Linked DNA regions of Homo sapiens: regions 1, 3 and 4 are each linked to region 2. Evidence: chromatin contacts called from ENCODE Hi-C or POLR2A ChIA-PET data. All regions are on one chromosome and are shown on one strand. The core of a region is the stretch at or near the end of the contact, and the rest is flanking DNA. Distances in the headings are between cores, read along the strand shown.

Evidence for each region. A loop is a pair of places that touch in the nucleus more often than their neighbours do. ChIA-PET counts read pairs that join two places held with the same protein, here RNA polymerase II (POLR2A). Pooled maps may share reads with other maps.
Region 1: a loop to region 2 is called in a pooled map, with 2.6 times the contacts of the local background. The contact joins two enhancer-like sites. A Hi-C loop is called at or near these places in 2 of 168 maps with a recorded cell type or tissue (CD14-positive monocyte and HepG2) and 3 of 50 pooled maps. POLR2A ChIA-PET finds 5 or more read pairs at or near these places in 10 of 52 experiments (A549, A673, AG04450 and 7 more).
Region 3: a pooled map shows a loop between it and region 2 (2.2-fold over the local background). The contact joins two enhancer-like sites. A Hi-C loop is called at or near these places in 6 of 50 pooled maps. POLR2A ChIA-PET finds 5 or more read pairs at or near these places in 5 of 52 experiments (AG04450, GM10248, H1 and 2 more).
Region 4: a loop to region 2 is called in a map of dorsolateral prefrontal cortex, with 3 times the contacts of the local background. The contact joins two enhancer-like sites. A Hi-C loop is called at or near these places in 17 of 168 maps with a recorded cell type or tissue (CD4-positive, alpha-beta memory T cell, CD8-positive, alpha-beta T cell, Caco-2 and 13 more), 6 of 37 single-sample maps with no recorded cell type and 12 of 50 pooled maps. POLR2A ChIA-PET finds 5 or more read pairs at or near these places in 13 of 52 experiments (AG04449, BJ, CD4-positive, alpha-beta memory T cell and 10 more).

The regions. Positions count from the first base shown.
Region 1 is chr14:65,201,366-65,209,074 of GRCh38, reverse strand. No RefSeq gene overlaps it. Among named protein-coding and RNA genes, the nearest start is that of LINC02324, 17 kb to the left of the region's middle. RefSeq lists enhancers at 581-670, 3,934-4,043. Within about 2 kb of position 3,479, at least 7 of the 41 ENCODE cell types and tissues checked have a DNase peak (open chromatin) inside an H3K27ac peak, as active enhancers do.
Region 2 is chr14:65,239,497-65,246,145 of GRCh38, reverse strand. No RefSeq gene overlaps it. Among named protein-coding and RNA genes, the nearest start is that of LINC02324, 20 kb to the right of the region's middle. Within about 2 kb of position 3,270, at least 3 of the 41 ENCODE cell types and tissues checked have a DNase peak (open chromatin) inside an H3K27ac peak, as active enhancers do.
Region 3 is chr14:65,178,199-65,185,339 of GRCh38, reverse strand. No RefSeq gene overlaps it. Among named protein-coding and RNA genes, the nearest start is that of LINC02324, 41 kb to the left of the region's middle. RefSeq lists enhancers at 5,202-5,291, 5,362-5,561. Within about 2 kb of position 5,324, at least 12 of the 41 ENCODE cell types and tissues checked have a DNase peak (open chromatin) inside an H3K27ac peak, as active enhancers do.
Region 4 is chr14:65,279,128-65,286,666 of GRCh38, reverse strand. It overlaps the pseudogene PTBP1P. Among named protein-coding and RNA genes, the nearest start is that of MIR4708, 52 kb to the left of the region's middle. RefSeq lists enhancers at 4,671-4,740, 4,193-4,761. Within about 2 kb of position 4,611, at least 6 of the 41 ENCODE cell types and tissues checked have a DNase peak (open chromatin) inside an H3K27ac peak, as active enhancers do.

The DNA.
Region 1 (7,709 bases), core at 2,230-4,729, 37 kb after region 2:
AGTGGCACAATCTTGGCTCACTGCAACCTCCACCTCCCGGGTTCAAGTGATTCTCGTGCCTCAGCCTCCTGAGTAGCTGGGATTACAGGTGCATATCACCACGTCCAGATAATTTTTGTATTTTTAGTAGAGACGCGGTTTCACCATGTTGGCCAAGCTGGTCTCAAACCCCTGACCTCAAGTGATCTGCCTGCCTCGGCCCCCCACAGTGCTGGGATTACAGGCGTGAGCCACCACGCCCGGCCTAACGGATCCTTCTTGAACCTGAGTTGGGCAACTGCCCCCCTTCCAATGGGAACTCTGGTCCTCAGCTTCTTCTGTGACGCTCAGGGAGGCCAGCAAGGAAGCCACCCTTCCCAGAGTCCAGCAAGGGGCTCACTCCCGTGGTTGGTGGTAGGGAAGTGAAACTGCCTTTCCAAAATTATGACTGAGACAGTGAGAAAGATCTAACTTATCTGTCTCCATCTTGCTTCTAACCTCCAAACTGTCCTTGTTCATTCCTGGGCGTAGGCTGAACTAACTGGGAGAAATGTAGTTTATAGTTTAAAACAAAGATGACGGTAACAGCCCTTTCCCAAAGCAGACCTCCTTTTTGCCTAGGGACTAGATTGCCTTTGTAGGACTAACAGCCACAAGACTAGAAATTATGGTTGTAGGAGTCATGCTGCTGGAGGCTACAAGATTCTGACCCTCACTAAACTGCTCCTAAGATTAGTGTTTGAGCTATTTTGTAGACTCTGCACTTGATGGATCAGTTGGCACCACCCAGACTGATAAACTGAATCATGTGATCTTGTGGCTCCTACCCAGGAACTAACTCGGTGCAGACAGCTTCAACCCCCTATGATTTCATCCCTGACCAACCTGCACTCCCAGCTCACCGGCTCCCCACCCCCAACCCACCAAGTTGTTCTTTTTTTTTTTTTTTTTTTTTTTTTGAGACGGAGTCTCCCTCTGTCACCCAGGCTGGAGTGCAGTGGGGCGATCTCGGCTAACTGCAAACTCTGCCCCCGCAGGTTCAAGTGATTCTCCTGCCTCAGCCTCCTGAGTAGCTGGGATTACAGGCGCACGCCACCATGCCCAGCTAATTTTTGTATTTTTAGTAGAGATGGAGTTTCACTATGTTGGTCAGGCTGGTCTCCGACTCCTGAGCTCATGATCTGCCTGCCTCAGCCTCCCAAAGTGCTGGGATTACAGCCATGAGCCACTGTGCCCAGCCCCAACCCACCAAGTTGTTCTTAAAAATTCTGCTTCTTGGGTGTGGTGGCTCATGCCTGTAATCCCAGCACTTTGGGAGGCCGAGGTGGGCGGATCACGAGGTCAGGAGATGGAGACCATGCTGGCCAACATGGTGAAACCCCGTCTCTACTAAAATACAAAAAAAAAAAAAAATAGCTGGGTGTGGTGGTGCGCACCTGTAGTCTTAGCTACTCAGGAGGCTGAGGCAGGGGAATTGCTTAAACCTGGGAGGCAGAGATTGCAGTGAGCCGAGGACGCTCCACTGCATTCCAGCCTGGCGACAGAGCAAGACTCCGTCTAAAAAAAAAAACAAAACAAAAAACAAACATCAACTCTGCTCCCCGAATGCTTGGGGAGACTGATTTGAGTAATAAAACTCAGGTCTCCCACACAGCCAGCTCTGAGCGAATTACTCTTTCTCCATTGCAATTCCCCTGTCTTGATAAATCGGCTCTGTCTAGGCAGCGGGCAAGGTGAACCCCTTGGGTGGTTACAGAAGCAGAAGGGGAGAAACAATTTCCAAGCCCTGAACACACATGCAGAGTCGCACCCACAGTTGGCTTAATTTAACATGACACAAAAAACGTTCCTGGCTAAACCGCTGCATATTAATTTGGACAATTACTTTCAGCCAGTGGCGTGCTAGGGCCAGCTTATACTGGCTCCAGAGAGGCAATTGTTAAACACTCAGAATTTTAACAGCAGGTTGGTGTCTTGAAATCGGCCACTGTTGGAAGTATTTACACCAAGGAAATTGGCAAATGTTATGAACTAGGGCATTTGGGGTGGGAGAAAAGAGCCACTTTACCAGCATACTCCTGCCTTTAGCCCAACTCAGCATTTCCTCCACCCACAAACTCTCAGTTTTGTTTGGTCTATTTCCCTCACTTACGCTTTAGTAGAGGCCGTATAGTGCAGTTAAGAGGAGGGGCTATAGGGCCATACTATCCTTGTGCAAGTCTATACACTAGCAATGGGACCCTGAGCACACTGCTTAATATCTCTATGATTCCTTGTTCCCATCCCTATGACTAGAGCTGTTCATTGCACCTTCTCATAGGATTTTCATGGGGTTAAATGAGTTAATACATTCAAAGGACCTAGAGCAGTGCCTGGAGAAAAAGGAGCTCCACAAGTATTAGCTATCATCATTCTAAAACTGAAATTTCAGTTAGTTCTCTTATTTTACTTTTGTGGTTAGAAGATGCAAATATCTACTCACCAGTTTAAACCCTGCACTGCTTGCTGAATATAAATATCCCCAATGCCTCACTTTTGGGTGAGTAATACCAGGTCAACTCACGCCTTCTTCCTCTCAAAAAAAAAAAAAAAGGAATAGCAGTGATACATGGTAAAAAGCCTACTCATACTATGATTCCAAAATGTGGGTATTGGTTTTGCATCTCATTTCCAGAATTAGAAAAAGTCTCCTCTGTATTTAGTTTTTATAAGTTCTCCTTTTTTTTTTTCCCATTTCAGTTTTAAGATGCGCTGTATTTTTCTTATTTTCAGGGTCCCGAAATCAGGATGGGTGTTTCAGTTGATGCATGCGTTTGATGTGGTTGTGTTTCTTTTCCTCCGCCTAAAAGCAGTTATTAAAATGATGGCGTTTGCAGATCTAGATTTGAAAGAAAAGAATAATGGTGCATCTTGCAATCAATAGTGTTTTAGAATCCAGGAAACACAGTAATAATACTCAACGAAAAAGTCAGTTCTAGGATGCCAGCTTCCGCATCCAGTGTCTTGTCCCCAGGAGCACGATGTTCCAAGGGTGGGGCTGTGTCCTGTTGTGCCTGCTGCAGCCATGCTTTCTTTCCTTTAGGATCAGTGTTGGTGGGGGCTTGGCCCAGGATTGGATGGTATCTTGTTTTGTTTTTTTGAGATAGAGTTTCACTCTCTCGCCCGGGCTGGAGTGCAGTGATCGCAGCCCACTACAGCCTCGAATTCCTGGGCTCAAGTGCCCTCCTGCCATGGCCTCCCAGTTCTGGGACTACAGGCATTAGCCCCTGTACCCAGCCATGGATGTTTTTTAAGTGTGCAAAGATTCCTCCTCATTCTTCAATTAAAAGCATAGTGAACCATCTGCTGGGCTGGGATTGGACTATGAGAGAGAAAAGCACTAAGACAAGCTGAAAACACAGGTGAAAGTAGCAAGCAGGCTCCCAAATAAAGAGCAGGCCCAGCTCTGCCAGTCAGCACGCGCACACACACACACACACACACACACACACACACACACGTTATGTTTTTGAGTCACGCCCCTTCCTTGTTCCACATGATTGGTCTACACTTCACACTTCCCCTATAATCTCAGTTTCTTTCACCTGGTTTCTTGCCCAAACAGCTTGTTGGGTTTAAGAAGGAGAAATCTATAAAAGAATTGAAGTCTCTTCAGGGAAGGGCCTAGCAGAGCAATTCTGGCTGTGGCAACTCCCCTGGGGTGGCTCCTCCCTAGCCATCTCCTGAGCACACAAGCAAGGACCCTTTCCTCTCAGCTGTCACTCTGGACATGTGTAATGATCCCAATACAGGAGACTCTGAGCCGCAGCCCCTAGGCCCACCTTACGTGTGAGAACTCTCCTGTGTGAGGCCGAGGCAAAGCTGCACGGGATCCTGAGAGAGCAGCAGCCAGAGCAGAAGCTGCAGGAGAGACTGGCACATGGAAGCCAGCCTGTCTCCACAGCCCATGTTCTTGTTTTGTTCTAACTCTACGTGCTTTGGTCGGTTTCCCCTACAACACAGCAGCAGCAGGTGGGCGCACAATGCAGGGACCGGCCCACCCTGACATGGCTGTGTTTGGCAGCCCTGCACACCCCCTTTTCTTTTTTTGCAGGAGTCAGGAGACTGGGGTGGAAGAGGTGGAGACCCAGTCATATCAGGCAAGGGAGGTCTGCACTGCGCTGCAGCCAGAAGGCTAACAGATCACATCCCCACTGTCCCTTCCCAGCTCTGCTCTCCTGCTCTGTGGAGCAGGCCTGGCTGGATACCCCACATGCTACTGCTCTGCATCCACCCCACCCCCACATTCACACTGAAGCCACAGTCCCCAGGCTTACTCCCAGCCAGTGCTGAGCAGGGGTGCAGGGGGTGGGCACTAAGCAGGCCATTTCTGCAAGATCCAGGACTCCTCCAAAGGGCAGCTTTGGCCCAGAGACTCCTCCTCCACCCAGCTGAACCTTTCTCAGAGCCGGGCTGCAGCCTAAGTCTCCCTACCTGTGCAGTAAAGAATTGAACCTTGCCCCTCAAAGAGGTCTAGTCTTTACCCTTGGCCCCCGGGAGGTCATCTTTGTTTGCCTGGGGGTCTTAGGCTGGCCAGATAGTAACAGTGTGACTTAGGGTGGGGAGTAGCCACACCAGAAAAGCCAACATTATGATTTGCATGGGGCTTGGGGTCACCAAGGTACCAACCAGGGCTCGAGTAAGCTTCCCTGCAGGGCACCCTTCAGATCCCCATCTCCTCACAGATACCTTGTTTATAAACCTCCACTAGCAGGATTCTGGAATTAAACACAGTAGCAGTTGATTGGCCCTTTGCAAATGAATTGAAATGGACCAATAAAAATGGAGAAATACACATACTCAGCAAATTATAGTAACATAGGCTTCATCCATCTACAAGTAAGAGAAAATGGCTGGGCACAGTGGCTCACACCTGTAATCCCAGCACTTTGGGAGGTCGACGCAGGTGGATCACATGAGGTCAGGAGTTCGAGACCAGCCTGGCTAACATGGTGAAACCCTATCTCTTAAAAATACAAAAAATTGGCCAGGCGTGGTGGCGCATGCCTGTAGTCCCAGTTACTTGGGAGGCTGAGGCAGGAGAATCACCTGAACCGGGGAGACAGAGATTGCAGTTAGCCGAGGTCGTGTTACTGCACTCCAGCCTGGGCAACAGAACAAGACTCCGTCTTGAAAAAACAGAAAAGAAAAAGAAAATGCAGCACGGATAGGTTACACAAGAAACAGAAATGAGCCAGAAAAACACTCCCAGTCCTTGCCAAGTTGGCAGTAAGCAGGGTGGCCGGCTCCCTCTCCCAAATCCATGCTGGAGAGACCATAGAGGGAAACAGGGATTCCAGGAACCAACAACCACAGCAGTAGCAACAAAACGTGTGAACCCCCTGGGGAGATGTCTCAGACCAGGATCTGGCCTTGGACACTTTCATATATGCACATGATACCAGAGTGAGCAGCCAGTGGCTTAGGGATGAGATGCTCTAAGTGGGGCATTGTCACTCCCTCAGAAGACAAATAGCAAACCCCATGAGCCATAAGTGTATCCAAAGCAGGACTGAACAGACAGACCAAGAATGTAAGACAAGCCCCATACGTATAATTAAGGCGCTAAGACAAAACAGAGTAAGTAGAAATATTGTGTCCAGAATTTATTACTTCCGGTGGGTTCTTGGTCTCACTGACTTCAAGAATGAAGCCACAGACCCTCGCGGTGATTATTATAGTTCTTAAAGATGGTGTGTCCGGAGTTTTTTCCTTCAGATGTTCAGATGTGTCCAGAATTTCTTCCTTCCGGTGGGTTTATGGTCTCGCTGACTTCAGGAGTGAAGCTGCAGACCTTCGCAGTGAGTGTTACAGCTCTTAAAGGCAGCGTGTCAGGAGTTGTTTGTTCCTCCCTCCCAGTGGGTTCATGGTCTTGTTGACTTCAGGAGTGAAGCCGCAGACCTCCGCAGTGAGTGTTACAGCTCATAAAAGTAGTGCGGACCCAAAGAATGAGAAGCAAAAAGATTTATTGTGAAGAGCGAAAGAACAAAGCTTCTACAGCATGGAAGGACACCTGAGCTGGTTGCCGCTGCTGGCTGGGGTGGCCAGCTTTTATTCCCTTATTTGGCCCCGCCCACATCCTGCTGATTGTTTTACCAAGTGCTGATTGGTCCATTTTACAGAGTGCTGATTGGTCCATTTTTACAGAGCGCTGATTGGTGCATTTACAATCCTTTAGCTAGACACAGAGTGCTCATTGGTGCATTTACAATCCTTTAGCCATACAGAAAAGTTCTCCAAGTTCCCACTTGACCCAGGAAGTCCAGCTAGCTTCACCTCTCAATATTAGGCACAAGAAAAGTAAAAACAGTCAGTGTGTAGCTCAAGTCTATAATCCCAGCAATTTGGGAGGCTGAGGCGGCAGGATTGCTTGGGCCCAGGGGTTTGAGACCAGCTTGGGCAACATGGCAAAACCCTGTCTCTACAAAAAATACAAAAATTAGCCAGGACTGGTGGTGAGCACCTATAGTTCCAGCTACCTGGAAGGCTGAGGTGGGAAGATGACTTGAGCTTGGGTGGTTGAGGCTGCAGTGAGCCAAGATTGCACCACTACCTCTAGCCTGGGCGACAGAACCAGACCCTGTCTCAAAAAAACAAAAACCAAAAGGGGCAGCAGGAAACTTTTGGGGTTAATGGATAAGCTGATGACATTGATAGTGATGATGGTTTGATGGTTTCATGGCATATGCTACTCCCCAAACACATCAAATTGCATGCATTAAATATCTATGTCTTTTTGTACGTCAATAATAACTCAATAAAGAGGTTTTAAAAAAGATTAGGTTACTCTTATTTGCCTTTGGGCTTTTGGTCAAGGACAAAGGTCTCTAATTAGGTATAATATTGTACTTCAAATAAGTGAACACAAACTCTTTTCTATCCTCCAGGTACCATGGACTAAATCTTCAAGCATTAAGAAACAGCATTCATTCCCACTCATTTCCACACCAGCCTTTGATTCGATGCAGATACATATTATAGTAGCATGCCTTACCTACAGCATTATGTGTATTTGCTGTCACAATAAAGTATATCTTGTCTTGCAAATTAAAAACACACACACGGCTGGGCGTGGTGGCTCATGCCTGTAATCCCAGAACTTTGGGAGGCTGAGGTGGGTGGATCACGAGGTCAGGAGATCAAGACCATCCTGGCTAACACGGTGAAACGCCATCTCTACTAAAAATACAAAAAATTAGCCAGGCGTGGTAGCGGGCGCCTGTAGTCCCAGCTACTCAAAGAAAAAAAAAAAAAAACCAACAAAAAAAAAACCCGAAAACACACACATGCAAGCTCTAATAGTGAATGAAGGGCATAGTTCTAGGCTGGGACTAAAAGGAGATCTACTATAGAACAAAGAAAAGTAGAATTTCTCCTTTGTTTTCTCTTTTACTCGTTATTTCAGAGGTAGACACTGAAGCCACACTCGTGACCCCACTTACTTCTCCCACCCCAAGTTTGGGGGGTTTCTTTCAGAGCTTTTTCATAAAATGGGTTAATGGAGAGGCTGGGATCCCACATCTCTGGGCCCCCCTTCTCTCTGGGCTCCAGGACACTGAACCTGCAACTTGGATGACCCCCGTCCTTCCCACCTGGCCCTTTGACCCAAAGATTTCCAGGGGAATTTCTCCATTCTGATGTCCTACAGGTGGCACCAGCTACACAATTTGCAGGTCCCAATGCAAAATAAA
Region 2 (6,649 bases), core at 2,021-4,520:
AAGGTAAGGTGCTCCAATTTGAAAGAACATTAGCCCAGATGAAAAGGTTTTATATGTGTAAGAGGGAAGTAGAACCTGAGGCTTGCAGTCAAGTGAGGCCAAATGGTGGAGGGCCTTGAATCCCAAGCTGAAGACTGAGGACTTCTTTCCATGGACAATGGAGAGATGATGAAGAGTTTCACAAGAGAGTCATAAATTAACAGCTGGGGAGAAAAGGTGAATGCTTGGGAGACTCGGTGATGGTGACTTAACTTCTCCCATCTGTGTACTTTGAGATGTGAACCGCATGTTTTTGAGCTCACTTCCTGCCCTGATTTTCTGTGATTCTTCCTTCCCAAAAGGGGGCACTGAGGCAGGAGCTACAATAGTCTTTCAAACTGTTAGGGCCAGGGCAGAGACTGCCAAATGCTTAGTCCTCGGTTTTGACCTAACCAGTGGGTCAGATTGCTAGGGATGGGGTGGGCATCAAATGTCTTATTGCCTGTGAAGTAGAGGTTTGGGGAAAGTAGAGAACAAGTACCTCCTGCTCTCCCATGCATAACCCATAGAGAAATAACAATTTCCCCGGAATTTCGAGTCCATACCTCCACCTCTCTGCTGGTGTGCCAAGCCTGTCCAGCTTCTTTCCTGTCACAAAAGAGAAGGGTCCCTCCACATTTTAGGGCTAACTCATCCACCACACATTTGATCTCATCTCCCTCTGGCTTCTCTGTTTCTTCTTCCTCCAACCATTTTTTCTTTTTTTTTCGAGATGGAGTTTCACTCTTGTTGCCCAGGCTGGAGTGCAATGATGTGATCTCGGCTCATTGAAACCTCCACCTCCCGAATTCAAGTGATTCTCCTGCTTCAGCCTCCCAAGTAGCAGGGATTACAGGCACCGGCCACCACGCCCAGCTAATTTTTGTATTTTTAGTAGAGATAGGGCTTCACCATGTTGGCCAGGCTGGTCTGGAACTCCTGACCTCGGGTGATCCACCCGCCTCAGCCTCCCAAAGTGGTGGGATTACAGGCGTGAGCCACTGTGCCCGGCCTCTTCCTCCAACATTTCAAACCCTCCCTCTCCTGCCCCATGTCCAAGCCTAGCTGCACTTCTTTTAAAAATCCTGAATTAAGCTCAGATGACCCTTAGCACTCCCTCTACTCCTGCTTTCCCCTTCCAGAATTCTCTCCAGTTATATATAACTGCTGACTTCACTCCTCACATATCTGCTCATTTCTCAGATCCTGACAGTAGAGGGTCCAACCTCTATCACTTTCCAGAAACTTCAGATATTATGAATAATCCCCAACTGACCAGCCCTATGCCTCATCAGTCCTCATGTTCTTCGCTCCATGATACTGGGCCTGTGTTGCCTTCCCTGTCTCTGGATGGACCCCTCTTTCCCATTGACTCCCGTTTCACTGCTCTGCTACTGCTTTTCCTTACTCCATAGCCATTCCCCATCATTGCTTGGTGGCCTCAAGGAAAGTCTGGAGGACACCAGATAGAAACACCCCAACTTCTCACCTGCAAACCTGGAAATTCATCGTAACCGGCATTTCATTTTTCTGGTTAAAATGGAACTTGTCTCTTTACTGACTTGAGCCCATTCCTCCATCTTGAAGGAAATCTCATCTCCTCCCATCTCCTCACCTCTCTCTAACAATTATCCTGTCATCTTGTTGAGTCTTTAATCTCCTCTCTGCTGTTCTTTCTCAAAATCATGAAAAAATCCATAAGTCTCCATCTCTTAAAAAAAATACTCTTGTTTTCACTGCCTTTTATACCTAATTCACAGTCAAACTTCCTGAAAGGGTCATGTATACTTCTTATCTCCCCTTACACCCTTCCTTGTCACTCCTCTGTCCTCTGAAAACAGTCTCCTCAAGATTACTAATGACCTCCGTGTTGTCCAAATCTCTTGGACTTTTGTTGCCCCTTTGAGTTACTCTCAACAGCTTTGACATTATTCACCACTTCCTGCCTCTCCTCGCCCAGCTCCTCCTCCTGCCCTGACTGCTTCCTCTCTGTGTCCCTGACATGCCCCTCTCTCTCCCTCTCTCTTTTCTCTCCCTCTCTCTCCTCCCTGTCTCTCTCTCTCCCTCCTTCTGTCTCTCTTTCTCCTGTGCAGCAGTGACACTCCCTGTGCTCCTTGGCTTTCTGGCTTGGGCCTTCTTCTTCCCTCACTTTCCCCGAGTGATCTCATCCACTCCTTCACTCCACAAATATTTACTGAGCACACACCACGAATCAGGCAAGGTTCTAAGCCCTGAGGTATCACAATGAAGAAGACAAAGTCCCGGATGTTATAGAGTTCACATTTACCAAGGTGTCAATTCTGTCTGGATGCCCGTGACACCGAGCTGTCTCCAGCCCAGATCTTTCTCTCCTGTCTGCTTAACACCTCTACTTGGACATCCCACAAAAAACGGGACTTGTCCAGAGGTAAAGTTTTCATCCTTACTGCCTTCCGGACCAGCTTATCTTCCTATCTCGATTACCCAAACCAGGAGCTGCTCTTTGCATTCATTTGTCATCTTTGATTCTTCACTTTCATTCTCCCCTTCAATCCAGCCTGTAACGAAGTCCTGTCAATTCTACCTCCCAATCCTCCTAAATGCCTCTAGAATCCATCCACTGCTCTTTACGCCCAACACTATTACTCTGACTTAGAGCCATATCCCCTCTTCCCTGGTTCCCACCAGGTGACCCTCTGGTCTTATTCTCTCCCATGCCACACCCTTCAATACATTGTCCGCACTGCAGTCGGAGTCATTGTCTAATGTACCTACAGAACTGATCTCACGACCTCCCTGCTTAAAATTCTTCATTGCCTTTAAAATTAAAGCCAAACCTCTTATCATGGCCCCTGCCTACTTCTCAGTCCTCTCCCCCACCACCCACCTCACTCTCACACACTTTACTGTGTGTGTCTCCTGACACACACAGTAAACTTTTTTTTTCAGTGCCCTGGATGTGCCACATTCCCTCACAACTCCGAACCTTGAAAGTGCTGTTCCTTCAGCTTGGAAGTCTTCCTCACTCCTGACCCGCACCACCTCACCTGGCTAACTCCTATTTACATCAGGCTCAGCTCAGAGGTAACCTCTAGAGCACTTTCCATTAAGGCTGTCGTCTGTGGCAATTGCCCTCCTATGTACTTCCATGTCATCTTGTATTATCCACTCTATTATGATCATCTGATTTCACTGTTTATTTTCTGCGTTCCTCTTCCATGAGACTGTATGCCACAGGAAGGCAGGAACAAAGTCCACATCACTCATACTGTGTCATTGTGTTTCCAGTCTTCAGAAAATACCAATCAAGAAATAACTGTCAAAAATGAATAGTTTCTTGCCTCCCTCCTCCTGCCCTCTAAGTGCAGACATTGCTTAAGATTCATGTTTTCCAGCTTTGCTCGATTTCCTTCTTTATATTTCATGGATTCCTATTACTTCAGTGATTGGATATGTGTGAAGAAATCTCCAATCTACCCCCAAGCTAGATAGCTCTCAGCTCCCAGACTGCATTTCCAATCTCATGCTAGACATTCATGCTTGTAGGTTTTTCCATCATCTCAGATAAAAGATATAAAACATTAAAAGCATGCAAAGGATATATGTGTAAGGATGTGCAATGCAACATTGTCTATAATATAGAAAAATTGGAAACAATCCAAATGCCCATCAAAAGAGAATTGGGTAAATAAACTGTGTACCACTGTGCAGACTAGAAAGATTTATATATTGATGTGAAAAGATGTCCATGATATACCGTTCAGTAAAAAAGCAGCTTCATCTGTGTAAATACATACAGTGCTCTTTTGAATAATTTTCCCTTCCTTTGATCCCAAAGTCAATGATACTCATTTGTATGTTGAACAATGAATTTTATAATGCACACTTCAAATGAATGTATAAGGGAATTGAAAAAAGTACTAGGTATTATCTATTAAGAGACTCCTGTTAACCACACACACAAAAACAGGTTTCAGAACTATAGAGTTTAATTTTATTCAATCATTCAACATGCATTTATTAAGCACCTATTATGTGCCAGTTTCTGTTCCAGGTACTGGGGATATGCAGAGAGCAAGGCAAAGTCCTTGCTCTCACAGTTTTCTTTTTTTTTTTTTTTGAGACAGAGTTTCGCTCTTGTCGCCCAGGCTGGAGTGCAGTGACACGATCTCGGCTCACTGCAACTTCTGCCTCCCGGTTTTAAGCAATTCTCCTGCCTCAGCCTCCCGAGTAGCTGGGACTACAGGCGTGCACCACCATGCCCAGCTAATTTTTTGTATTTTTAGTAGAGACGGGGTTTCACCATGTTGGCCAAGCTGGTCACGAACTCCTGGCCCCAAGTGGTCCACCCGCCTCAGGCTCCCAAAGTGCTGGGATTACAGGCGTGAGCCACTGCACCCGGCTGCTCTCACAGTTTTCTAAATAGACAGTAAGCAAATAAATAGACAGAATTAAATGTCACGTAATGATACGTGGTATGAAGAAACTGAATTATGAGGTGTGCTATTCTGCTTAGGATGCTTAGAGAGGGGCTTTCCAAAATAGTGACAGTTGAGCAGAGACCTGAATAAAAGTGAGGGCGGGAATTACCTGAATATTTGGGGCAAGGATATTCTGACCGGAAGAACCAGCCATCACAGAGGCCTACAGTATTGCCGTGTTTAACTGGTTCTAAAACTGCAAGGCAGCCACAGCAGCTGGAGCAAAGTAGGGGGAGGAAAGAGTGGAGGGAGATGTGGCCGTGGTGTGGGCTCTGGGCTCTGGTGTCCATTCTAAGTGTGATGAAAAGTAAGTCTTCAGAGGTGTTTCTGTTACATGTTAGTGTCTCATTTTTAAAAGTCAGCATAAAATAATTCTGAGATGTGAAACTATAGGAGACTTTCATTTTCAAAACCAATGATGCTCTGATTATTTTTTTTTTTTTTTTTTGCCAAAGTAATACTCACCGTAAAACATTCAAACACATTCAAGCACAATCTTGTGTTTGAATGTTTTACGGTGAGTATTACTTTGGCAATCAGAAAAAAAAATGATTTTTTAAATGTGTGGGCTGGACACAGTGGCTCATGCTTGTAATCCCAGCACTTTGGGAGGCTGAGGTGGGCAGATCACTTGAGCCCAGGAGTTCGAGACCAGTCTGGGCAACATGGCAAAACCCTGTCTCTACTAAAAATACAAAAATTAGCTGGGTGTGGTGGCACACACCTGTAGTCCTAGCTACTCAGGAAGCTAAGGGAGGAGGATAGCTTGAGCCCAGGATAGTCCAGGCTGCAGTGAGCCATGATCACACCACTGCACCCCAGCCTGGGCAACAGAGCAAGACCCTGCCTCAAAAACAATAATAAAAATAATGGCCGGGCGCGGTGGCTCACGCCTGTAATCCCAGCACTTTGGGAGGCCAAGGCAGGCCGATCACGAGGTCAGGAGATCGAGACCATTCTGGCTAACACGGTGAAACCCCGTCTCTACTAAAAATACAAAAAATTAGCTGGGCGTGGTGGCGGGCGCCTGTAGTCCCAGCTACTCGGGAGGCTGAGGCAGGAGAATGGCGTGAACCTGGGAGGCGGAGCTTGCAGTGAGCCAAGATTGCACCACTGCACTCCAGCCTGGGCAACACAGTGAGACTCCATCTCAAAAAAAATAAAAATAAAAATAAAATAAAATAAAATAAAATAAAATATGTGCCTACCCTTTGACTCATCAACTCCCTTTCAAGAAAAATATCCTTTAAATATTGGATAAATATGTAAAAATATGTATATAAGGATGTTCATTACAGTATTATTTATAGCAACAAAAAATAGAAATAACTTCGATGTTCAACAATAGGGGATTGACTCAACAATAGGTGATTGACCAAATTGTAAAAACTATACAATGGAATCATGAATAGTCATGACAAATTATGTTGTAGAATATCTCCCCCAGCTAAAAATTAGTTCAATTCCCAGCTCTATGAAGGCTTTCTGTCTGCCCTGGCCTAACAGGACCTCTTCCTCCTTGAAGCTTATTCATGCTTATTGTCTACAGCATCCTCTGGCCCCCACAGTGGAAGAACAAGTGCAGCTCACACCCGGCTGGCTCTGAGCTGTGCTAATGGAAGGGGAGTGGAGCAGAGCAATCCTGAACAATAGATAATTCATTCCTTTGTAAATGCATCAGATAATTTATTTTGCAGTGGATTCACCTTCCTAATTAGCTTTCCCCATGTTAGTATTAAAATTAATGAGCATTTCCAAACACTAGTAGCAGAGGCAGGACCTAGAAGAAGGCAAAAGAGCAAAGAGTTCCCCTGGGTAACCCACTGGCTGGACAACAGGACCTGGAAGCTCAGAGGGTTGTCGGGGCTCTTCCCCTGTACAACTGCCCACTCCTCTTCACTGAGAGACTAGAATACGGCCCCTCCTTAGTAATCCCTGGGCAGGGCACTCTCCTAAGGGAGCCCTCCTGGCCTCTGTCTGCCCTGTAGTCATGCCTTCCCAGGGAGGAGGACGCAGCAGCTATCTCCCCTTTGCCCTTGTTCAGCCAGCTCTATACCCACGGGGTGACCTGTGTGGATTACATGAGCATGATCTCTTATCTTCTGGCCTCCCTCCTGAGGAGGAGGATATGAACCCGCACTCCCTTCCTGCAGGTGACAGCAGGCTGGCCT
Region 3 (7,141 bases), core at 4,075-6,574, 63 kb after region 2:
GCATGGTGGCACCTGCCTATAGTGCCAGCTACTCAGGAGGCTGAGGTGAGAGGACCGCCTGAACCTGATAGGTCGAGGCTGCAGTGAGCTATTATCATGCCACTGCCCTGTAACCTGGGTGACAGAGTAAGACCCTGTCTCAAAAATAAATAAATAAAGTCCAGGGAAGTAAAGTGTCATGCAGGCACTGAAGCTGGGAATTATAGCTGGGATCATTCCAGCTTTAGTTCATTGCTCGTGCTTTAGGTAAACCTATCTGCCATGAGCAGTATCTCTGTTACCAGTGGCTGGAGCCCCAGCTGTGCCTTGACCTTCCTTCAAGCTAAAATGACTTCAACATGGTACTTTTCTTTTCCCAAATTCTCTTCCAATCTGGTTAACATGGTTGCTTTGGACTTGTATCTTCCCCTCTGATTCTAACCACACATCTTTAAAAGCTGAAGAACCCTTAATGATGAGCCAAGATACCCACCTCACAGAACAGAAGCCTCAGTCAAGATTAGCTCTCACCATATTATTATTATTATTGTGATTATCAATATTATTATTTGGTTTTTAACTACTGGCAAGGCCCAGGCAGTGACGCACTAGCTGCCATGCTGGTCCCCCACGCCAGGCTCTTAAAGCAGGCCTGCCACTCTGCCCTTGCCAGACACCACGGACCCCCACCAGCCCCAAGAGCCAGGTACAGGAAGAAAATAAATGAGTTGATTCTGGCCTCAAGCTGAGTCATAAAAACTCAGACAGGAGAGTGTGAAGGAAAGTGAGTAGAGAGGCAGCTTCGTGAGCAAACAGCTCAGGCAGAGGCTGTAGGAAACTCACTCCCTGCCCCTCCCATCGACAGAGCCCTCTTGGAGAATCTTCAGAGCCCTGGGGTGAGCCTCAAACTGGCATTTTATTGCTGATTTTTAAAAAGTGCCCGTCATTGCCAAGCCTCTGCCTTGTATCTTTTAATTGTTTTAAAATTGTGTGCTCTGTGCCCTGAGGTGATTTTAACACCAAGGGCAGCACTTCATAAAATAAATACATTAGGAGCTGGAGTTGCTTCCCTACAGTGGGTAGATGGAGCAAGTGGGGTGGGGGCAGGGAACCACAGAGGGACACCTCCTGAGGATTTGGGCTCTCACTCTTGCTGGGACTTTACTTTCCTGTTGCCCCTTTAATACCACTCTGAGCTTCTGAGCACCAGCAGGAGGCAAAACATTGGAAGCAAGGGGGTTGCATGAGTCACGTGGAAATATCTGGGGACTTTGCTGCTGTCTAGGCCAGTTAGGGAGAGCCAGCTTGAGAAGGCGGAGCACCTGAAGGGACTGTGTCCGTTGTGGAGTTTTAGAGACACATGACCCTTAATCAGGAGGGGAGAAGTATCATTAAAAAAGAAAAATCTAGAACCACATCTTCCCAGCCCCAACTGAAAGACCAAAAGGCCAACCAAGAGTTGTTGACAGTGTCAATATATTTATTGCTAAGGTGCAGTTCACAAACTCTTCCAAAAAAACTAGAAGAGGAGGAAATACTTCCAAGCTCTTTTTATGAGGCCAGCATTACCCTGATATCAAAGCCAGACAAGGACATAACAAGAAAATTACAGGCCAATATCCTTAATGAATATAGATGCAAAAACCCTTAACAGAACACTAGCAGCTAGGCATGGTGCCTCATACCTGTAATCTCAGCACTTTGGGAGGTTGAGGCAGGTGGATCACTTGAGGTCAGGAGTTTGAGACCAGCCAGGCCAACATGGCAAAATCCCGTCTCTACCAAAAATAAAAAAATTAGCTGGGTGTGGTGGCGGGCACCTGTAATCCCAGCTACTCGAGATGCTGAGGCAGGAGAATCGCACAAACCCGGGAGGCAGAGGTTGCAGTGAGCTGAGATCATGCCACTGCACTCCAGCCTAGGCCAAAAAGCGAGACTCCGTCTCAAAAAACAAAACAAAAACAAAACACACACACACACACACACACACAAACACTAGCAAACCAAATTCAACCACACATTAAAAGAATCACTCACCATGATCAGTGGGATTTATCCCTGGGATGCAAGATAGTTCAACATATGCAAATCAATAAATGTGATATATCGCATTAACAGAATGAAGGATAAAAACCATTTGATCATCTCAATAGGTGTGGAAAACATATTTGACAAAATTCAACATCCTTTCATGATGAAAACTCTCAACAAATTAGGTATAGAAGGAATGAACCTCAACACAATATACATTAAACCCATAGCTATCATTATACTCAACAGTGAAAAATTGAAAGCCTTTCCTGTAAGATCTGGAACAAGACAAAGATGTGCACTCTTGTCACTTCTATTCAACTGTAGGGGAGTGAAAAACCTCCACCCTTCTAAGTTCCTTGGCTAGGCTACAAATTAAAGGGACATAAGACAGATTGACAGGAGAAAAACCATATTTAATGATGGGCATATGCAAAGGTGTCCCACAGAATAAGAGACTTGAAGAAGGGTCAGACGATTGAAGTCTATATAGCATCCTAAGCTACAGAAAGGAATAGGAGCTCCAGCTTCTCAGGGGAGGCGGGGGACACAAATTACGATAGAGCAAAGGGAGGAAATTTGTGGTGAAGAAAGGCTGCCTTATCCAGATAAACAGTCTCAGCTAATAAAAATTGTCTGGAGCAGCCCTCAGAAGAAGAGGTAACAATCTCTGGGTTGGTGTTAACCTCCAGTCTCACCTCCTGTGAACCAAGTTAATCTTCCCTGATTGATAAGATTTCTAGGGAGGGGATTCATAACAAATTGAGTTCCTTTTAGAGGATTCATCTTTAGGCAGATAAGGGGGCTCAGAGAAAGCATCTGCTGTTTCCTAAGTGCCCTCAGTGCAAAGCCACCAGTGCACCACAGAGGCATATTTTGGGGTGGCATTTCCTGAACACCTTCACTGCTTAGTATTAGAAGTCCTTGCCAAAGCAATTAGGCAAGAAAAAAATAAATAAAAGACACTAAATCATTTAGAAAGGAAGAAGCTAAATTGTTACTGTTTGCTGATGACATGATCTTATATATAGAAAACCCTAACGATTCTACCCCAAAACTGTTACAATACACGAATACAGTAAAGTCACATGATACAAAATCGACACACAAAAGTCAATAGTGTTTCTGTTTATTATTCATTTTATTGTTAGACCTGCACTAACAATAAACTGAAAAAGAAGAGAACAATCCCATTTACCATGGCTACAGCCTGGTGATAAAGACAGCCGAGGGGAATTCTCTGGGGTCAGATCTGGATTCCAATCCCCCCTGAGCCACTTACTCATTGTGTCACTTAGGGCAAGTGGCTTCATTTTTCTGCATTTTAGTTATTTCATCTTACTTCGTTAAATGGTAGCGACAATAATAATGCCTTCCTTGTATGAATATTGGGAAAAGCGAAAGGAGATGGGTAATCCATTAAAGTGTTTACTTAACCCAATGCTGGGCACAGACAAACAGTAGATATTAGTTATTGTTGTGTTATTGTGCATTTAGTGCGCTATATTAGGTGATCTTGCGAAAAGAGCAGAAATAGTCTCTGTCACTGAGGCATATGTTCCCAAAATCCCACTCTGCCTTCTCTGTGCTGACTCAAATCTGATTTAGCTCCAGCAGCTTCTCTGTGTAGTGGAAAGAGCTTGGATTTGTGCCCCAGCTCCATTGATCCCCAGCTCTGCACACATCATCTAACTTCTCTGAGCTTCAGTTTCCTCTTCTGCAAGATGGAGATGATAATAGAGACTCTGCTGACTTTGTAAGGTTGTGGTGAGGCTCAAATGTGACTATGGGTGAATTTTCTCCAAAAGCTGTAAAGTCATTATAAAGCAAAAGTAAAACCCAACCTTACAGGCTTCACTCAAGTCCCACCTTCTCCTACCTTTCTGTGAGAGAAATCCAACTCAAACTGTCTTAAGAGGGGGGAAAATGGATTTTCTTAGCTCATGCAACTAAACGATCCAGGAGTAAATTCTGGAGTGGCTGGAGCCAGGTTCTCAAAAGATGACATTTAGGCCAGGCACGGTGGCTCACACCTGTAATCCCAGCACTCTGGGAGGCTGAGGCAGGCGGATCACGAGGTCAGGAGGTTGAGACCATCCTGGCTAACATGGTGAAACCCCGTCTCTACTAAAAATAATAAAATTAGCCAGGCATGGTGGCACGCGCCTGTAGTCCCAGCTACTCGGGAGGCTGAGGCAGGAGAATGGCGTGAACCCAGGAGGCAGAGCTTGCAGTGAGCCAAGATCACACCACTGCACTCCAGCCTGGGCGACAGAGGGAGACTCCGGCTCAAAAAAAAAAAAAAGACATTTAAAAATCTGATTCTCTCTTTCTCTCAGCTCTGCTTTCCTTTGTATTTCCTTTGTGTCCTTCTGAAGACACCAAATCCTTAGAAGGCATCTCTTTGTGCTTCCCTGCCCCCATCTTTGCCATGTCATAGGTTAAGCCTGCTCAGACTTTAACCTATGAAGCAGGCTTAACCTATGAAGTGGCAAAGATGGCCACAAGCAGCTCTGGGCTTGCAAACTACCAGTTTAGCAATCCAGATAGAAACAGTCCACCATTCTCTCGACAGCTCCAGCAAGAGTCCCAGAAATGAGTCTCCATGGCCTGACTTGGGTCATGTGCCTGTCTGTGGCCCTTTCTCCCAAGGCCAGGAGATTGGAATATGCCAGTTGGCCAAGCCTGAGTCACATGCCCACTGTCTGGAGCCAGGTGATGAATCATTCCAGCTCATTCCAGCTGTAACCACATGAACAGAACGAGGAGAGGTGGTTCCCCAAAAGGAAAGCAAAGTGATGTTTCCAACGGAAGGGAAAAGGAGATACTGGACAACAGATTTTCACTGTACACAGATTTGACTATTGTATTTTCTGGTAGGAGGTAGGGAGAAGAAGTGAGAGCCAGAATAAAAAGTCCCAGAGAGCAATGAGACATTCAGTTAATACTCTGTAGTTGACTCAACACTTTGCATCCCTGGAACATTCTGCCTAGTAATATGGCTTCAGGAGAAAGGGTCCTGGGCCATTTTAGGAAGGGAGCCCTGCACTTGCTGAGAAACACAACTGTGAATGATAAAGGGAACGAGAACCCTATTTCCTGACTCATTAAAGCAAGAGAGTGCTTAATAAATACTACTTGGTGATAAAGTTCTGACAAGGCCACTCATCTAATAACCACAGTTCTGACTCTGATTCCTATTCTGCTTAAGAATCTACACGAGCCCAGACTTCAGCTGTCATTAACAGAGGTCATGTCGTTGGCAGGCTGCCTGTCACAGATTCCGTGCACAGGAGGGCAAATAGCAAATGGGGAACTCCGGACACCACAGGTGTTTCTCTCTGAGTCACAGCGCTTCAGCCTCATTCCCCTTCCCTGGAGAAGACTTCCTCCATTCCATCACTACTTCTACCTCCTAAATAGCACTTTTCTCACCATTTCATATTACAAAAGCATGTTATGACATGCTTATTTCAGGAAACTCAAATAAGAGCATGCAGAGTCCCCATATTCTTCTCTACCTTATTACAAATCATATCCTCTTCTAGGCATATACGAATACTGTATATAAGACTTTTAAAAGTGGGATAACACTGTTCCATGACATATATTGGAAATATGTTGTGGGAAGTCAGGGACCCCAAACAGAGGGACCGGCTGACACCATGGCAGAAGAACATGGATTGTGAAGATTTCATGGACATTTATTAGTTCCCCAAGTTAATACTTTTATAATTTCTTATGCCTGTTTTTACTGCAGTCTCTAAACATAAATTGTGAAGATTTCATGGACACTTATCACTTCCCCAATCAATACCCTTGTGATTTCCTATGCCTGTCTTTACTTTAATCTCTGAATCCTGTCAGCTGAGGAAGATGTATATTGCCTCAGGACCATGTGATAATCGCATTAACTGCACAAATTGTAGAGCATGTGTGTTTAAACAATATGAAATCTGGGCACCTTGAAAAAAGAGCAGGATAACAGCAACTGTTCAGGGAATAAGAGAGATAAACTTAAACTCTGACCGCTGGTGAGCCGGGCGGAACAGAGCCATATTTCTCTTCTTTCAAAAGCAAATGGGAGAAATATCACTGAATTCTTTTTCTCAGCAAGGAACATCCCTGGGAAAGAGAATACGCACCTGGGGGTATAGGCCTATAGACAGCCCCCCTAGGTGTGCCCGTCTTCTATGGTCAAGGCTGTAGGGGTGAAATAGACCCCAGTCTCCCACAGCGCTCCCAGGCTTATTAGGAAGAAGAAATTCCCACCTAATAAATTTTAGTCAGACCGGTTGCTCTCAAAACCCTGTCCCCTGATAAGATGTTATCAATGACAGTGGTGCCCGAAGCTTCATTAGCAATTTTAATTTTGCCCCGTCCTGTGGTCCTGTGATCTTGCCCTGCCTCCATTTGCCTTGTGATATTCTATTACCTTGTGAAGTACTTGATGTCTGTGACCCACACCTATTCGCACACTCCCTCTCCTTTTGAAAATCCCTAATAAAAACTTGCTGGTTTTTGTGGCTTGTGGGGCATCACGGAAACTACCGACATGTGATGTCTCCCCCGGATGCCCAGCTTTAAAATTTCTCTCTTTTGTACTCTGTCCCTTTATTTCTCAAGCCGGCCGACGCTTAGGGAAAATAGAAAAGAACCTAAGTGACTATCGGGGCAGGTTCCCTGAGAAGAATATCTCTCAATGCCCATAGATACCCTTCTGTAGCATTAAATTTAAGAGATTCAAGTTGGTGATTTTTTTAGTGGATGTACTATAAATTATTTATCCTTTTTTCTACTATCGGGTAGCTACATTGTTTACACATGTTACTATTATGATATTCTGTGGACTGTTTTAAAAATAAAATAAATGAATGGGGTTACAGTAGGGAGGTATAATGGCCAGTGTGGGAAAGACACAGCTACCAGGTGAGGTGGCTCACGCCTGTAATCCTAGCACTTTGGGAGGCAGAGGTGGGTAGATCACTCGAGCCCAGGAGTTTGAGACCATCCTGGGCAACATGGCAAAACCTTGTCTCTACAAAAAATAGAAAAATTCACCAGGCATGGTGGCACACATCTGTGGTTCCAGCTACTAGGGAGGCTGACACAGAGGATGGCTCGAGCCCAG
Region 4 (7,539 bases), core at 3,362-5,861, 39 kb before region 2:
TTTTGCCCCCTAGGGGACATTTGGCAATATGTGGAGACCTTTTTTTGTTTTTACAACGTTGGGGGGAGGGGGTGTGCACCCAGCATCTAGCTACTGGAAGACAGGGTAGAAACAGGGCTGCTACGAAACATTCTGCAATGCACAGGCCAGCGCCTCACGACAAAGAACTACATGGCTCAAAATAACAATTGTGACAAGGTCGAAAACCATGTTTTAGAGTCTAAAAGAGAAGAACACTCTAAATACATCACTACAATATTGTTAGCATTCATAAAAACAATAATTCCTTAATATAGAATATCTGATTAATATTAAAATTTCCCCGATTATCTTGTACATTTAAAAAATTTGGGGTTTAAATCAAGATCCAAATAAGACTCATACATTGCAATTGGTTGATATATTTCTTTTTGTTTTTTTCCTGCATCCAATCATCCATTATAGTTGATATATTTCTTAGGTCTTCTTGAATCTACAGGTTCCCATCCCTCTTTTTTCCTTTTATTTATTATAAAACAGATTTATTTTTAATTACAAAAGAGTACACGACTACATTCCTGACATCAAACTTGAAACATACAGGTAAAGCAAACATTTCCTACCTATGACAGTCCAATCCCAGTCCTCTCCCCAAAGAACTCATTTATCAAAATTGTGTGTGTATTGGTTAAGATTATATTCAACTGGCCGGGCACACTGGCTCACGCCTGTAATCCCAGCACTTTGGGAGGCCGAGGTAGGTGGATTACCTGAGGTCAGGAGTTCGAGACCAGCCTGACCAATATGGTGAAACTGCGTCTCCACTAAAAATACAAAATAGCCGGGCGTGGTGGCGCATGCCTGTAATCCCAGCTACTGGGGAGGCTGAGACAGGAGAATTGCTTGAACCTAGGAGGTGGAGGTTGCAGTGAGCCGAGATTGCACACTGCACTTCAGCCTGGGTGACAGAGCGAGACTCCATCTCAAAAAAAAAAAATTATATTCAACTACATGTTTCAAAAAACATAATAATAACAAAAGCTTTAATTTTATTTATTTTTCAGAAAGATAAGCCAAGGAATAGGCAGTCCAGGGCTAATATGGCACCTCCATGAAGTTTTTAGGGTCCCAAGTTTCTTCTAGCTCCCTGCCCTACCATCTGTGAATGTGGCCCCCATCCTCATGTAGCACAATGGCTAATGGAGAACCATCCCTCTTATCTATATTAGGACTAGGTAGCAAGATGGAAAAGTGGAAGGGTGTATCTCTCTGTATTAGTTTGCTAGGGCTGCTGTGACAAAGGACCACAAATTGAGCAGCTCATACCACAAAAATTTACTTATTGTCTCACAATTCTCACAATTCTGCAGGCTAGAAGTCCAACATCAATGTATCAGGCAGGATTGGTTCCTTCTGAGAACTGTAAGGAAAATTCCGTCCCATGCCTCTCCCCTAGCTGCTCGTGATTGGCTGGAAATCTTTGAGTTTCCTTACCTTGTGGAAGCATCACCCCAATCTCTGCCTCGGTCGTCACATGGCATTCTCCCTGTGTGTGTGTTTCTGTGTCCAATTTTCCCCTTTATATAAGGACATATTTATATTGGATTAGGGCCCACCCTCATGACCTCATTTTAACTAATTACATTTGCGAGTGCCCTATTCCAAATAAGGTCACATGCTGAGGTACGAGGGATTAGGACTTTTATATATAAATTTTGGGGAGAGACAATTTAACCCACAACACTCTCCCATAAAGAGACTTTGTAGAAGTCTCTTACGCTTCTTTGTTTATACTTCTTTCGTCAAAACTTAGTCTTATGGCCACAGTTCGCTGCAAGAGATGCTGGGGAAGGGAAGCTTTCACTGAGCACATGACCATCCCCGCAAAAGGCGGTTTTTTGTTACCAAAAAGGAAGGAAAAATGGACAGGGCAACTACCAGCAATCTGCCATGGAATGTATCCTACCAGACATTTTTCTGTATGTTGCACATAATCAAATGACCACAAACTGGGTGGCCTAAAATACCAGAAATTGATTCTCTCACAGTTTTGGAGCCAGAACTCCAAAATCAAGGTGTTGTTGGGGCCACACTCCTTCCAATGCCTCTAGTGGACGATCCTCCCTGGCCTCTCCAGCTTCTGGTGGCTTCTTTGTTCCTTGGCCTGTGGCTGCATCACTTCAGCCTCTGCCTCCATGTTCACATGGACTTCCCCTCTGGGCCTTCTCCTCTTCTGTCTGTCTGTTTTTGAGACTGGGTCTCGCTCTGTCGCCCAGGCTGGAGTGCAGTGGTGTGAACACTGTTCACCTCAGCTTCGACCTCTGAAGCTCAAGCGATTCTCCCATCTCAGCTTTCTGAGTATCTGGGGCCACAGGTGCGTGCCACTGTGCCTGGCTAATTCTTTGTAGAGATGGGGTCTCACCGTGTTGCCTGGGCTGGTCTCAAGCGATCCTCCCACCTTGGCCTTCCAAACTGCTGAGATTACATGCGTGAGCCACTGCACCAGACCCTTTTCTGTCTCTTATAAAAACACTTGTCATGGCTGGGCATGGTGGCTCACGCCTCTAATCCCAGCATTTTGGGAGGCCGAGGCGGGTGGATCACCTGAGGTCAGGATTTCAAGACCAGCCTGACCAACATGGAGAAACCCCATCTCTACTAAAAATACAAAATTAGCCAGGTGTGGTGGCACATGCCTTTAATCCCAGCTATTCAGGAGGCTGAGGCAGGAGAATTGCTTGAACCCTGGAGGCGGAGGTTGCGGTGAGCCAAGATCACGACATTGCACTCCAGCTTGGGCAACAAGAGTGAAACACTGTCTAAAAAAAAAAAAACAAAACCAAAAAACCCCAAAAAACACAAAAACACTTGTCATTGGATTTAGGGCCCACCCAGGTAATCCAGGATCATCTCATTTTAAGATCTTTTATTTTTACATCTGCCAAGACCTTTTTTGCTTCATTTTTCTCACACCCAATCACATCCTGGACCCATCCATGAGTTCCAGGATGCGACCATATCCTTTAGGGTGAGGGGACCATTCAATGTCCTACACCCTCCCTGGAGCAGCAGATATTTCCAGGAATAGCAAAATATGGCTCTCCACATTGTCCTTGTTCATTTTAATTAGCAATGGCAGAGGAAGGGGACTGTAGTAAAACTTTAATGAAATGCTACACACTCTGGGAAGCGTAAGTGGATCTGGTTGCCTAGGGTCTGTTTAAAGTCAGAGAAACTCGGAAGGTTCTGCTAAGTGTTGGCATGTGGGTGCCAAGCTATTTTTGGTAGAATGGTAAACTATGCTAGCATGTTTTTCGATGTTTACCATGCATTTTAGAGAGGTTTCCTGCTAAATGAATTTTCAATTGAGAGCCAGCTCAGGAGTGGGCACAGAAAGATGGAAGGGTAAGAGAAACATTTCCAATGTACCAAGGTATGAGTTGCAGGGCCTCACTTCTTACTTAAAGAGCAAAATGTTGGCTAGGGGTAGTGGTGGAAAGTTCCTGATGCCAGATTTTTGAGGTGAGAGAAAGAAATAGTATCAGCCCTGTACCTGCCACTCTGTTCTTCATCTGCTTCAATTTCAGTTTCAGTATTTACTGAGACCATACTGGGCGCCAGGAAAGACTTATTTTCCTCAAGCCTCACAAGCAGCTAGGTGTTATTACTTTGTCCACTTTCCAGATGAGATGCTGTGATTCCGAGAGGTTAAGGCACTTGCGCCCATGATCATGTAGCTGTAAGTGGCTAAAGCAGAAGTTCTGAATGTTTTCTGACTGCTAACTTGGTGCTCTCTCTACCACAGCATGAGAGATGAACATTCCTTTCTGCTTACGGGTGCCTATCCTGGTAAGGGGGTAGAGAGAGGAGCAGGCTCATCTCCTACCCACCAGGGCTTGCTCCTTCCTCCCATTTGAAAGCAGAACAGGCTGCGGCAGGAGGCATGCAATTGGTGTTTCTGCCGGTCTCCAATCCTAGTGGAAGAAACTGCCTAATTAAAGTCTGCAGCATGCCCAGAAGCTTCCGGGGTTGTTTTCCGTGCAATCCCAGAGCCTGATGATACATATTCTTCATGTTTATGTGGCGGGATACACTGTGCTCCATGAACATGAAGTATTAGTGAGCCAATTTCACCATCTACGCAGCTACAGAGCAACCGGAAGGCATCCCTGTTTTAATTTATGAGGGACCAGCATGCGCAATCAATAGGTGCCCCACAGGTTATTAAAGAGGAGAAAGATGGCTCAGGCAGCCCTGTTTACTAACAGGGAAATGGTCTTCTGGCAGCTTCTGGCTTGCAATGCATTTACATTTCCTTTTCAGGCCAGAAACAGTGGTGTTCCCTTTTCATCTCAGCCCCGAGCCTGAGAACAGGGGGCTGGTGGAGGCTCAGGCAGAATCTGAAAGTGCCCTTCCCTGCACTGTAATCTCAGAGAGAGGATGGGGTGGGGAGTCAGCCCAAAGATTTGTGAAGTCCCTTTGTGTTTTGAGGCCCTGGAGAACAATAGCTTTCCAGGATGGGGGTTGGGATGTAGGGGATGGGAGTGGGTGACTGGGTGTGAGAACAACGAAGCAAAAAGGAATAGGCAACTCCTACCAGGCTGGCTGGAGGGGGAGTGGTCTTTGGTCGGCCTGCCAGTCTCTGGAGAAGTCCTTTTATTCACTGCTTTTGCTTTCTCTTTGTTTTGGGTCCTTTGATTTCAGGAAGCTATGGTTCTTTTGCAGTCTACTTTTTAATAATTCTGGAGGAAGAGGGTAGATTGGATTTTAAAATAAAACAGTAACAGCACTGGGTTATTTAAGTAGAAAGGAAAAAAGTACTTCCCTTCAGTCCACGTTCTGCAGGGCAAGATGGGGTAATACAGCAGTTCTCAAATTTTTTTGTCTCAGGACCCTTGTATATACTCTTAAAATGTATGTAGGTTAGTGGCAGAAAATTTAAAATATTTGTCAATTTTAAGATCACAATAATAAACCCATTACATGTTAATATACATATTTCTATTTAAATTAAATTAAATTAATTAATTTTAGCACAGTGAACTAGATTTAATTTAAAAAAAAAACAGGTAAACTGATTTCTTTTTAAAGAAAGAAAGGCCGGGCTCGGTGGCTCATGCCTGTAATCCCAGCACTTTGGGAGGCCGAGGCGGGCGGATCACGAGGTCAGGAGATCGAGACCATCCTGGCTAACACGGTGAAACCCTGTCTCTACTAAAAATACAAAAAATTAGCTGGGCATGGTGGTGGGCGCCTGTAGCCCCAGCTACTCGGGAGCCTGAGGCAGGAGAAAGGCGTGAACCTGGGAGGCGGAGCTTGCAGTGAGCCGAGATCGCGCCACTCCACTCCAGCCTGGGCGACAGAGCGAGACGCCTTCTCAAAAAAAAAAAAAAAAAAAAAAAAAGAAAGAAAGAAAATCTCTGGTCAGTTAAGGTCACTTCAGCTGCTTTTTAAAGTCGCTTTTTTTGGAATGATGGAAGTTGTCGCCAGGGGGCCCGGCTGTGGTGGGCCTGTGCCCATAGATGGTGGACTTGGAGAAGGAGACCCGCAGGTGGTGGTTCTCCCAGATGTCGTGGTTGTGTAGGGCAATGGGGGTCTGGACCGCCTCCTCCACGGAGCGCATTTGGATCAGCGCCATCTTGCGGTTCTTCTGGAAGAACTTGAATCCTATGACTATGCCCCCATGGCTGGAGGAGAGGACCTTGAGATCTTCCTCGGATACTGAGGGCGGGATGTTGGAGAGGTGCACGGTGGCCGAGGGCGGGAATATGTTCTGGAAGTTCTTGAAGCCTGGCTTCTTGAAGCGGTGCAGGGGCGAGTTGCCATAGTCCTTGGTCAGGCCCTGGTCCTCCCGGCCCTCGCGGGGCAGCTGCACGTTCTGGTGCTTCAAGGGCGTGATACGGATGAGATGCGGATGGGCTTCCCGTGCAGCTTGTGCCAGTTCAGGTGGCTCATGGCCAGCTGGGCCTGGTTGCCGTCCGCCATCTGAACCAGAGCGTTCTCCTTCTTATTGAACGGGATCTTCACGCGCTGCACGTCCCCGTAGACGCTGAAAAGAATAAAGAGGCTTTGGGGGCTGGGCGCGGTGGCTCACGCTTTTAATCCCAGGACTTTGGGAGGCTGAGGCAGGCGGATCACGAGGTCAGGAGTTCGAGACCAGCCTGACCAACATGGTGAAACCCCGTCTCTACTAAAAATACAAAAATTAGTCGGGCGTGGTGGCGCGGTTGTAATCCCAGCTACTCGGGAGGCTGAGGCAGCAGAATCACTTGAACCCCGGAGGGAGAGGTTGCAATGAGCCGAGATCACACTCCAGCCTGGGCAACAGAGCAAGACTCCGTCTAAAACAAACAAACAAACAAAAACAGAGGCTTTGGGGTGTGACTCTCTCTGGGTTGAGGCCGCTGACCAGCAAGACAGAATTTCCTGTCCCCGCCAGGCCCAGGATGGCGATCTGGCCTGCCGCTGCAGCTGCCGCCACCGCCGAGGGGATGGCCGGGGGGCCAGGGCTCCGTGGATGTTGGGAACTGAAAGGTCGAAGGCCACGGCCATGTCTGGTCCAGCGAGGGCTAGCTGTCCCCGGAGGGCAGGTCCGGGCGTGGTAGTCGCGGCTCTTGTCGTTGTTGTACTTTACGTTGAGGCTGATGAGCTTGGAGAAGTCGATGCACAGCGTGTGGCAGGCGTTGTAGGTGTTCTGCCAATCCAGCGACAGCTTGGTATGCTGGGCGTTCTCGGGGTCCGTGTACTGCAGCAGGGCCTGGAACTGGTTGTCCTTGATGAATGTGATGGTCTTCACTGTGCCGAACTTGGAGAAAATCTGGTGCAGCACATCCAGGGTCGTGGGGTAGAAGAGGTTCTCCACGATGATCCTGAGCACCAGGCTCTGCCCGGCCATCGCCATCCCTGCGTCTACGGCTGCCGCCGGGGCAGTCCAGGCCAGGTTCCCCGACTGGACCGAGTTCACGGCCTGAGGGCTGCCGGGTCCCGCGCCTGGTTGGGAGAGCTGTCGGTCTTCAGCCCCTTGTGGTTGGAGAACTGGATGTAGATGGGCTGGCCGCGCAGCACGGGCGTCACCGAGGTGTAGTAATTCACCATGGTGTTGGCAGCCTCCTCCGTGCTCATCTTGATGAAGGCCTGGTTTTTCCCCTTCAGCATCAGGAGGTTAGTAACCTTCCCAAAGGGCAGCTCCAGGGAGATCACCTCCCCTTCGATGACGTCGATGGGAGCTTCTGGATGTGGGTCACTCTGGAGGGGACACCGGCGCTTCTGCTGTCACCTTTGAACTTCTTGCTGCCATGTCCATTTGCTGCAGAGGCCGAGTTGCTGCTCATGATAAATGGTCTGTTAGTGACACAAGCAGAGAAAAGCTCGTCAGATCCCCGCTTTGTACCAACTGCTATATCTGGGACAATGCCGTCCATGGCACACACAGCAGACCCGTGGGGGATGGAGTGGAGGCACCAGAATATTTTATTATTTATTTATTTATTTATTTATTTTTGAGACGGAGTCTCGCTCTGTTGCCCAGGCTGGAGTGCAGTGGCACGATCTTGGCTCACT